2 separate regions of the Homo sapiens genome follow, and region 2 is linked to region 1. A link is an interaction called in ENCODE POLR2A ChIA-PET data of the cell type or tissue named here. Cell type or tissue: Caco-2. All regions are shown on one strand. Links, peaks and the distances in the headings refer to the core of each region. The heading gives the core; the rest is flanking DNA.

The links. Peaks named below come from ENCODE experiments on the same cell type or tissue, not always from the same donor. Only the 100,000 strongest peaks of a DNase experiment are listed, where the experiment ranks them.
Region 2: POLR2A ChIA-PET joins it to region 1 with 11 read pairs; 2 of 35 experiments call an interaction of 5 or more read pairs at or near these places.

Annotation. Positions count from the first base shown.
Region 1 is chr12:75,890,869-75,896,251 of GRCh38, forward strand. No RefSeq gene overlaps it. Among named protein-coding and RNA genes, the nearest start is that of PHLDA1-AS1, 140 kb to the right of the region's middle. In Caco-2, for the core only: no CTCF peak of the experiment used is centred there; DNase peaks (open chromatin) are centred at 453 and 2,183.
Region 2 is chr12:75,988,602-75,993,984 of GRCh38, forward strand. No RefSeq gene overlaps it. Among named protein-coding and RNA genes, the nearest start is that of PHLDA1-AS1, 39 kb to the right of the region's middle. In Caco-2, for the core only: no CTCF peak of the experiment used is centred there; no DNase peak of the experiment used is centred there.

The DNA of each region.
Region 1 (5,383 bases), core at 171-5,170:
GGAGGCGGTCACAGAGTTCCCAGCAACACTTCTTGTCAATGTACCCTGTGGCGAACATCTCTTCTGTTCCCTAGATCTCATCCCTAGATCATTGTCCATTCTTCTCAGATGCTTCCCTCAGCATTCAGGGCCCAGGCTCCAGGAATCAACATTGCTTCAAAATAATCTCATAACTAGCTTCTAGACCAGTTTTCAGCCAGTCTCTTTTTAAATCTTCTTCACAAAAATTTTGAGGCTAACCCATCCGATTTTAATCTAAGTAAGGAGAGGACAAAGATTATTTACTTGACCAAATTTTGGGCAAGCTCCTGAAACTTCTCCTAGGCTCATCTGTGTACTTTCTTATAAAGTCCAGTTTTAACAAAGAATCCTGCTGAGTCAGTTTAGCAAGCACTTCCACCCTTGATATCCGAGCACCCTCTGTATCTGGCTGGGTTCCTCCTCCTCCACCATCCCCCAGGTGATGTCTGCTTACCCTGGCCTGTCTTCAGTAAGAATCCTGTTAGGTCAGTTTAGCCAGAATCCTCCCTTGCCCCTGAAGTTTCCTCTTAGTAATTTTTTTTATCTAATGACCCCCACCGTGCTTCTTCCATATAAATTCCCACTTGCCCATGCCGTATTCTGAGTTGAGCCCAATCTCTCTCCCCCACTGCAGAATCTGATTGCAGTGATCTCTATACCTATTAAGATGGTCCTGAATAAAGTCTCCCTTCCTGTGTTTTAACAAGTATCATTGACTAGTTTTTTTCTTTAACAGAAAGGAAGAGATGGTATCAAGACATTTTCTCTTTATTATGGGTAGGTATGATATCACCTGTGGTAACTTTCATTTGTTCTGTACTTCCATAAAGCTAAGGAGCTTGGCTGAATAGGCTCAGCAGCCAGCTCTGGGCCCACACAGTCCTCTGTTCATAGAGGGGAAAGTGTCAGCTCACAGTTCTTCACTCATTCTCTCCATTCTACTTTGTCATTCCTCTGCTGTTACACTGACCTGCTGCCAGGTAAATGAAACTGACTTTTTTATTTTTATTTTTTGAGACAGAGTCTCACTCTGTCACCCAGGCTGGAGTGCAAGTGGCATGATCATAGCTCACTGCAGCCTAGTACTCCTGGGCTCAAGTGATCCTCCCACCTAGCCTTCCAAAAACCTCCACAGGTGCACACCACTACATTCGGCTTTTTTTGTTTTGTTTTGTTTTGTACACAGGGGGTTTCCCTTGTTGCCCAGGCTAGTCTCCAACTCCAACTCCTGGGCTCAAGCAATCCTCCTACCTTAGCCTCCCAAAGTGCTGGGATTACAGGCGTGAGCCACCACATCCAGCCATAAACTCTGACCTCTTGGGCAGATGGAATTTCCCTCAAACATAGTAGATTCCCCTGGCATAGGGTAGAGGGGGGATCCTTGAGAAAAACTGGATCATATTCTGCATGGCATATATTTCAAATATTATATTCTTACACTGTATTGTATATATTAGTTTGTAATTCTGTTTTCCCCTCTAAAGTGTCAACTTCATCAGGGGATGTTACCTCCTTAAAGGAAAAAGTATATTTTATTTATCATGGTTTTCTCAGTGCCTTACACATTGTAGATGCTCAATAAGTAATTGTCCATCTTCATGTACTGTTGTTCTTTTACACGGTCCTCAGGAACTCAGCAGAGGGGACTTGAGACAAAGGAAAGGAGCTTAATGGACCTCCCTCACAGGAATAACATTTAATAAAATAAGACAATAGGAGAGTAGGCCTGGGAACCATAAAGAAAGAAACCCCTAAAACAAGATTCAGGGAGGGGAACTATAGAAAAGAGGGAACAACCAAGGGCCATGTGTCAGCAATAAGAGATAAATATCTTAGAAAGTACTGATCTAAGACAAGCCCAGATCCCCCAAGTGCCATTTCAGAGCTTAAAGCAACTGCAAAAGACGAGGAACGGACTTTATCAGTAAGGGTCATGTTCCTCACCTCACTCCCACATTACACCCTACACACATCTCCCTCACTCCACAGGGACTTGATGAATATCATCTGTCAGCCTCCTTCCTTTCCTGGTTTCTCAATGAGCCTGTTTCCCTTCTCTTCCTTTATAAACCCCCCCCCGCCACATGCATTCTTTGATCTTGATAGGGCCTTATCTATCCCATATCCTCTGAAAGATAACCAGCTACTCAGAATGGCCTCTTCCTCACCACTGTCAGTTCCACCCCCGGCCACCTTGGCAGCAGTTCCAATCTTGCTTCACCTTACTCGCCACAGGCATTTAAGCACACCCAATGGGCCTAATCTTTACTGACCAGCAATGCCTGAGTAACTGATTTGAATAACCTAGATTTTTTTCTCTCTGGCCTGTAAAGAATTTCATGGAAAACCCACAGGCCTCTGCTGCTGGCTGCCATGATGAATAGCCATGTTTATTTTTCTGGTGTCTCTGTCTGTTTCTATTACACTGATGTGCTGTGTCCTGGTATCTCTACCTCTATTACATGGATGCACTGTGTTCTGGGAGTCTGACAAAATAAAAATATAACAATAACAACAACAGAAACCCTGCAAAATCTGGAGGATATCTTAAAATGACAGCCATCGTTGTCAGGACTATAGCATAGAAGGAGAGAGCTTGGGCATCTACCAATCTTGGATTTGAATCTTAGCTCTATTATAAGACTTTTTGCAAATTACTGAATCTCGCTGAGCCTTAGTTTTTTTAATCTGTAAAAGAGGACAAGAATACCACCTTCCTCGCAGGGTTACTGTGTACTTTTAACCATTCTGCCCACTACACAACTGCAATCCAAAAACATTGCACTTGGTTCCTCCTTCACTTATTTCCAAGAGATCCATGAGATCCCTGGTATCACAGAGTGAACCATGCTAGCCTAAAGGAGATACCATCCGAGTTCTGTTCATTATTTTTAACTATATTTAAGTGTATTTGATTCTTCAACAACTAGAGCCTAATTTTTTTGTATTCAATGGAATTTTTTTCAGGAAAAGAATCTGCACTAATTTATATGACTGATATACAGAGTAAACATAAAGGTTCACGAAGCCAGTGGTTCACAAACTGAGGACTACACATACCCTGGAGGCCTCAAGGAACACAAATTCATGCACTCGTTACGATTCATGTGAGGACTGAGTGAACAATGCTATGTAAACACACACAGATATATCCACATATATTCATATATATGCAACATTGCTGTTTCAAATATAGGTTGTTTATATAGAGGCTATTAATAAAATATATTTTAAAGTGTTATTTAATTTATAAAAGCTTTTATCATTGCCTATTTTCTCAGCCAACATTTGCTATTATAACACGTTGTGGTTCTACATTTTAATATTAATATTAATAATTAAATTGTGACACTGTTATTACTAGTAATGTCTATTATTAATTGTTAATAATAATAGCCAACATTTATTATGTGCCAGGCACTGTTCTAATGACTTAACATACATTATGTACTCACATACTCATTAAATCCTCACATGATCCTATACAGTAGACCTATTATCATTTCTAATTTATGTATTAGGAAACGGAGGCACAGAGAGGTGATGTTAACTTGCCACAGAGCTGGTAAGTGGCAGAGCTGGGATTCAAGCTCAGATATCTGGTTCCAGAGTCCAAGCCCTCTGTTTTCACATTTAATCAGTGGAGAACTCAGGTTTGCAATCATATATTGGTGTCACTGTTTTTAACCAAAAAATTATTTGTGACCTTGACGTTGATTTTATTTTCTATGAAAATGAGCATATTTCTAAGAAGATACAAACTTTGATATATGTGTGTACACTGGCATATATACAACCAGACGTACAACCAGGAAATCTGTGATAACTAAATTCAAACAAAATAATAATAGCTGAACAATGAGAACACAGGGACACAGGGAGGGAACAACATACACTAGGGCCTGTTGTGGGGGTGGGGGAAGGGAGAGCATCAGGATAAATAGCTAATGCATGCGGGGCTTAACTCCTATGTGATGAGTTGATAGGTACAGCAAACCACCATGGCACACATTTACCTATGTAACAAACATGCATGTCTTGCACATGTATCCCAGAACTTAAAATAAAATTAAATAATAATAATAATAAAAACAGTTCATGCTGGCTGGTCTGCCTACATATGCTCCAATCCAAGTAAGTCACATGGGCCAGAGTAAGTTTCCATTAATGGCATTTCCTTTGATTCTCATTTTGTCACCATCTTGCTGCTTTCACTTTTCTCTGCCTCTGTTAGGTAATTGGCTTTCCAATATTGAGCTATTTGATCCAATATTGAGCTATTTCCTAAATTGGGAGGTAACAACAACAGAAGCAACAACTACTGAGGAAGTTAAATGCAATAAAAATAGAATGACACATTTCAACTTTTCACCTCTCCACTTGAGATACATGAACAGTCACACTCACCTTCCATTTAGTTGATTGAACTTTCGAGAACATTCATTGACTCTCTGCCATGTGCCAGAAATTATGTTTGGAGCTGTAAATATGTGAATAGAACTAACAATGCACCAATACAGCACTGTCTAAAAGATTCCAGGCAGGCCATTCACTCAACTTATAACTGTATTGCAAGATAGAATGTCATCAATACCATTCACGGGACAAAATTCTATATGAGAATTGTCATTCTGAACAAGAAGCGGTAACTCCAAAAGAATTAGTCATCTGATAGGAAGCCTTCCTTTCTACTCTCTCCCAAGAGCTCTCTGTAGCATTCCTGTAGCCACCTGGAATCCACATTCAGATCAGCAAGGCAAGACCTCCTTATGCAGATCAGAGAGGCAAGACCCCCTTACACGACTGTGGCCACTTTTACTCCAGAAACAAATTCATTTAGGCTGACCTAAAAGGTGACCTTTTTAATCCATGTTCTCTGCTGATCTCCTCCACTTCCTCCCAGTTTTTCTTTCTTTAATTCAGTATTTTTTCTCCTCACCTTTCTCTTCTTCATTGTCCTCCTTCTCTTAAGGTATGCTATTCCCCAGGATTATTTCCACGAGGTGACTAATGTCATATTGTGTGATGCTTCTTAGTTACCATTTCAGAAAGTGACATTTTTCAACCCTGTCTCCAAATTCTGAGGATTGGTGCTATTTAGAAATGTATAGCCCCTTAAGCCTTAAATATTCTATATTTGATGGCCCTAAATCATCCTTTCTTGTCCTTCTGAATCAGAATGAGTCAGAAGTTGGATAAAATATCAATGTCAAAAACAACTTTAGAAAAAGTAAGGAATCCAAAGAAAGGTTTGATGTGAAGAAAAACATAAACAATGAGACAATCACCTGCAGGAACTCCCACTACACAGACACCTAGGATACACGGACTCTTTGGGAAAGTATACTACAGACAGCATACT
Region 2 (5,383 bases), core at 293-5,292, 98 kb after region 1:
TTGGTGTTTTAGTCATGAAGTCTTTGGCCATGCCTATGTCCTGAATGGTATTGCCTAGGTTTTCCTCTAGGGTTTTTATGGTTTTAGGTTTTACGTTTAAGTCTTTAATCCATCTTGAGTTAATTTTTGTATAAAGTGTAAGGAAGGGCTCCAGTTTCTGTTTTCCGCATATGGCTAACCAGTTTTCCCAGCACCATTTATTAAATAGGGAATCCTTTTCCCATTTCTTGTTTTTGTCAGGTTTGTCGAAGATCAGATGGTTGTAGATGTGTGGTGTTATCTCTGAGGCCAAGCAAACTTAATAGACATCTACAGAACTCTCCACCCCAAATCAACAGAATATACATTCTTCTCAGCATCACATCGCACTTATTCTAAAATTGACCACATAATTGGAAGTAAAACATTCCTCAGCAAATGCAAAAGAAAGGAAATCATAACAAACAGTCTCTCAGACCACAGCACAATCAAATTAGAACTCAGGATTAAAAATTCACTCAAAACCCCACAACTACATGGAAACTGAACAACCTGTTCCTGAATGACTACTGGGTAAATAATGAAATTAAGGCAGAAATAAATAAGCTCTTTGAAACCAGTGAGAACAAAAACACAATGTACCAGAATCTCTGGGACACAGCTAAAGCAGTGTTTAGAGGGAAACTTTTAACACTAAATGGCTATAGGAGAAAGTGGGAAAGATCTAAAATCGACACCCTAACATCACAATTAAAAGAACTAGAGAAGCAAGAGTAAATCAAAAGCTAGCAGAAGACAAAAAATAACTAAGATCAGAGCAGAACTGAAGGAGAGAGAGACACGAAAACCCTTCAAAAAATCAATAAATCTCCAGGCGCGGTGGCTCACGCCTGTAATCCCAGCACTTTGGGAGGCTGAGGCAGGCAGATCACCTAAGGTTGGGAGTTCAAGATCAGCCTGACCAACATGAAGAAACCCCGTTTCTACTAAAAACACAAAATTAGCTGGGCATAGTGGCACATACCTGTAATCCCAGCTACTCGGGAGTCTGAGGCAGGAGAATCGCTTGAACCCAGGAGGCAGAGGATGCAGTGAGCCAAGATCGCGCCATTGCACTCTAGCCTGGGCAATAAGAGCAAAACTCTATCTCAAAAAACAAACAAACAAACAAGCAAACAAACCAACAAACAAAAAACAATGAATCCAGGAGCTGGTTTTTTGAAAAGATTAACAAAATAGACCGCTAGCCAGACTAATAAAGAAGAAAAGAAAGAAGAATCAAATAGACACAATAAAAAATGATAAAGGGGATATCACCACAGATCCCACAGAAATACAAACTACCACCAGAGAATACTATAAACACCTCTACACAAATAAACTAGAAAATCTAGAAGAAATGGATAAATTCCTGGACACATACACCCTCCCAAGACTAAATCACGTAGCTTTTCATCAGCCATAAAGAAAGAATCTGATTGAGCCTGGTTTCAGGAATCCCTGAAAATTAACGATAATTTTATCCAACATATAACCTATCCATGTAGAACCAGTGTCTTTGACATCTTCTTTCCCTTTGTTAATAATATTTGTTGATCACACTTGAATGGATCACTCTATCTTTAATAACTGCAGTATATGAAAAATGTTTGCTCCTACTTCACAGGCATTTGAAAGAAGCTTAAGACCTTTTCATGATCCCAGGCGGCACATTCACAATATTATACAAGATCCTGACAATAGACTCAAGCCTCTTAAGCAATGCAAGGGACTACCATTGTAGACAATGTTTTTATAACACCAGAGACACTTGAGCCTATTCTTAACTTTCAATGACCTTTCCAACAGGACTTGTTCAAATTTAACCTAAGTCAACTTTCCATAGTATCTAGAAGAGATCCATGCAATCTTTATCTAGGCCTCTCTCCACACACTCTTTGAAGTTACATTATTTCTTAATCACTCTTCAGCCATTGGTAAATACACTGCCTTCTCCAAATCAAACAAAAAGTCTCCATGTTCTCCAGCTAGTGGATGATGTCAGAAGAAAAATTGAAGGAAACGTTTATATTTATGCCACAAGTCAATACATTGTGACCTTCACTTTAGCTTTCAAGAAAAGCAAATCAGATAACTAGAAATGGCGTAGTTTGTCACAAGAATGTATTTCAAGAACTCAGTTATCAGTTTTGTCATTTTCTAATATCACAGGAGTGTAGTCATTGTGTGCTCTGCAAATATAATTTGCCTTCTTTGCAGTTGCTTCATTTTTCCATGCACAGAGCTTTGCATTTGAAAGTATCTTTGCACGATGTAGCAGAACCCTGTTAAAAAAGATTAGAAATTCTAAAGGCTAAAGGACACATCTTTTCCTCTTCTCTGAAAAATGCAGACTCAACATTAGAGAAGGGCCAGATGCGGTGGCTCACTTCTGTAATCCCAGCACTTTGGGAGGTTGAGGCGGGTGGATCACCTGAGGTCAAGAGTTCGAGACCAGCCTGGTCAACATGGCAAAACCCCCATCTCTACTAAAAATACAAAAATTAGCCAGGTGTGGTGGCACACACCTGTAATCCCAGCTACTTGGGAGTCTGAGGCAGGAGAATTGCTTGAACCTTGGGGACAGAGGTTGCAGTAAGCCAAGATTATGTCACTTCACTTCAGCCTGGGTGACAGAGCAAAACTCCTTCTCAAAAAAAAAAAAAAAAAAAAAAATTAGAAAGGATTTGTATTTTGACATATGCAGTGCACATAAAACCAGAATAAGAACCTACCATGGATTCCTAGTACATCGTGTACTAGGAACTCCCCCTGTAGTTTCACCTCACACAATCCACGATTTTATCTCACTACTTGCTGTCATGTAACCTCCCCTTTGAATGGGATGGCTTTTTCACTGTCCCTTACCCCACCTCCCTCCCTCAACTCCCTACCCTTCCCACCATATACTTATTCCTGCATGCATGCCTTTGCCCATTGTTTTCCACTCACCTAAAATACCCTCAACCCACAAGTAAATCCATAAATATATTAAATATAGGTGAAGATGCTGCACTTTCTACCTTATCTCTTCTAGATTTAGGCTTGCAAGGCTAAATTCCCCAGGCTTCTTTATCCTGAATGATAGCAACCACTGCTTTACTTGGCACTGTAATCAAATTAGCTAGGATTCGCAAATGAATGCTTGATTGAATTGGAAGAAACACTTTTTCGTCTCAGTCATGCTTTATATTGAGCGCTTTATTCAAGGGAAAAAAATTAATTGCATAAGCATAGGTATCTTTTATGTGAAATGTCTGGGGATTTTTATTGTGGTAAAATATATGTAATATCAAACTTACCATTTTAACCATGTCTAAGTGTCCCGTTCAGTGGCATTAAACACAATCAGCTTGTTGTGCAACCATCACCACCATCCATCTCTAGAACTTTGTCATCTTCCCAGACTGAAATTCTATACATTGAAAAGCAACTCCCCACTCTCCCCTGCCACCACGATTCGATTTCTGTCTCTAGGAATTTGACTACTGTAGGAACCTCACATAAGTGGAATCATACAATATTTGTCCTTTTGTGTCTGGCTTATTTCACTTGGCATAATGTCTTCAAGGTTCATCCCTGTTGTAGCATATGTCAGAACTTCATTTCTTCTTAAGGCTACATAATATTCTATTGTATGTATATATCACATTGTCATCCATTCATCTGTTGATGGACATCTGGGTTGTTTCCACCTTTGAGCTATTGCAAATAATGCTGCTGTGAACATTGGCGTACAAATATCGATTCAAGTCCTTGCTTTCAATTCTTTTGTGTATATACCCAGAAATGGAATTGCTGGTTCATATGGTAATTTTTTTTTTTTTTTTGAGACAGTCTCACTCTGTCTCCCAGGCTGGAGCACAGTGGCATGATCTTGGCTCACTACAACCTCCGCCTCCCGGGTTCGAACGATTCTCCTGCCTCAGCCTCCTGACTCACTGGGATTACAGGCACACTCCACCACACCCAGCTAATTTTTTGTAGTTTTAGTAGAGAAGGGGTTTTTACCATGTTGGCCAGGCTGGTTTCGAACTCCTGACCTCAGGTGATCCACCCGCCTCAGCCTCCCAAAGTGCTGGCATTACAGGCATGACCCACCGCACCCAGCCTCATATGGTAATTCTATGTTTAATGTTTTGATGAACCATCATATGGTTTTTCACAGTGCTGCACTCTTACATTCCTTCCATCATGTGCATATAATTTTAAATTATAGCAAAAGATAAATATAAATGTAGATCCTCACTCATTGACACTTTGCTGTTTTTAATCACTGTTTAGGGCAGGTGCAGTGGCTCACACCTGTAACCTCAGCACTTTGGGAGGCTGAGGCGGGTGGATCACCTGAGATCAGGAGCTCGAGAGCAGCCTGGCCAATATGGTGAAACCCTGCCTCTACTAAAAATAGAAAAATTAGCTGGGCATGGTAGCAGGCACCTGTAATCCCAGCTACTCAGGAGGGTGAGGCAGGAGAATAACTTGAACCCAGGAGGCAGAGGTTGCACTGAGCCAAGACCATGTCACTACACTCCAGCCTGGGCAACAAGAGCAGAACTCTGTGTTAAAAAAAAAAAAAAAAAAAAAATTACTGTTTAGTTTCACTAGAATAGTACCAAGAGATGGTAAAAATACCACTCATCCTGAGCCTTTCCCAGAACTTTGGCATTAAAGGGGCTCAGAGCACGTTAGCATCAAACACTCTTCTTGCATGCAGTCTTCTTTGAAGCAACTTTATCTGAGACAAAATTATCAAAGAAAAGGCTCATTTGCCCTTTGAAGATTCCTCTGAACAACTTTTGCTTCCCATCTCCCTCACAGCAAAGTAGAATTCCCATAATTTATTAAAACAAACAAAAAAATTTTCAGAAGTTTCCATAGCAGCTTGCTATTAAATGTTCATGAATAGGCTTTTTTTAAATCTGAAAGGTATTCTATTTCCCTCCTCCCACTATCTCCCACTCCAATCAATCTTGCATCTGCTAACAATTAATTGAATTTAGTTTTAAATACTAACCACATTAACTGCTTCTTATTCAGCTTTGGCACAGAAGTAGGATGTTACCAAAATCCCAGCTGGTAATCAGAAATTAACTTCTTAAACCACATGCAGCAAGACACTAAAATCATATAAAGGGAGTTTTCAAATATCTGCCTTGAGCACTTCCCATTTGTATTTCTCTCTCCTTTCACTCATATCTTGTATTATTTTAGGGCTATACCACAACATGTAGCACTTAATTCTATTCCATATTATTATTCCCTTGATTTGTGTATTGTCATTTGTCTTCCCAGCTACGGTGTAAACACTTTCAAAGCAGGTTCTGGATGTTATGTTTCTTTTTATTTCCTATCTGCATCGTAA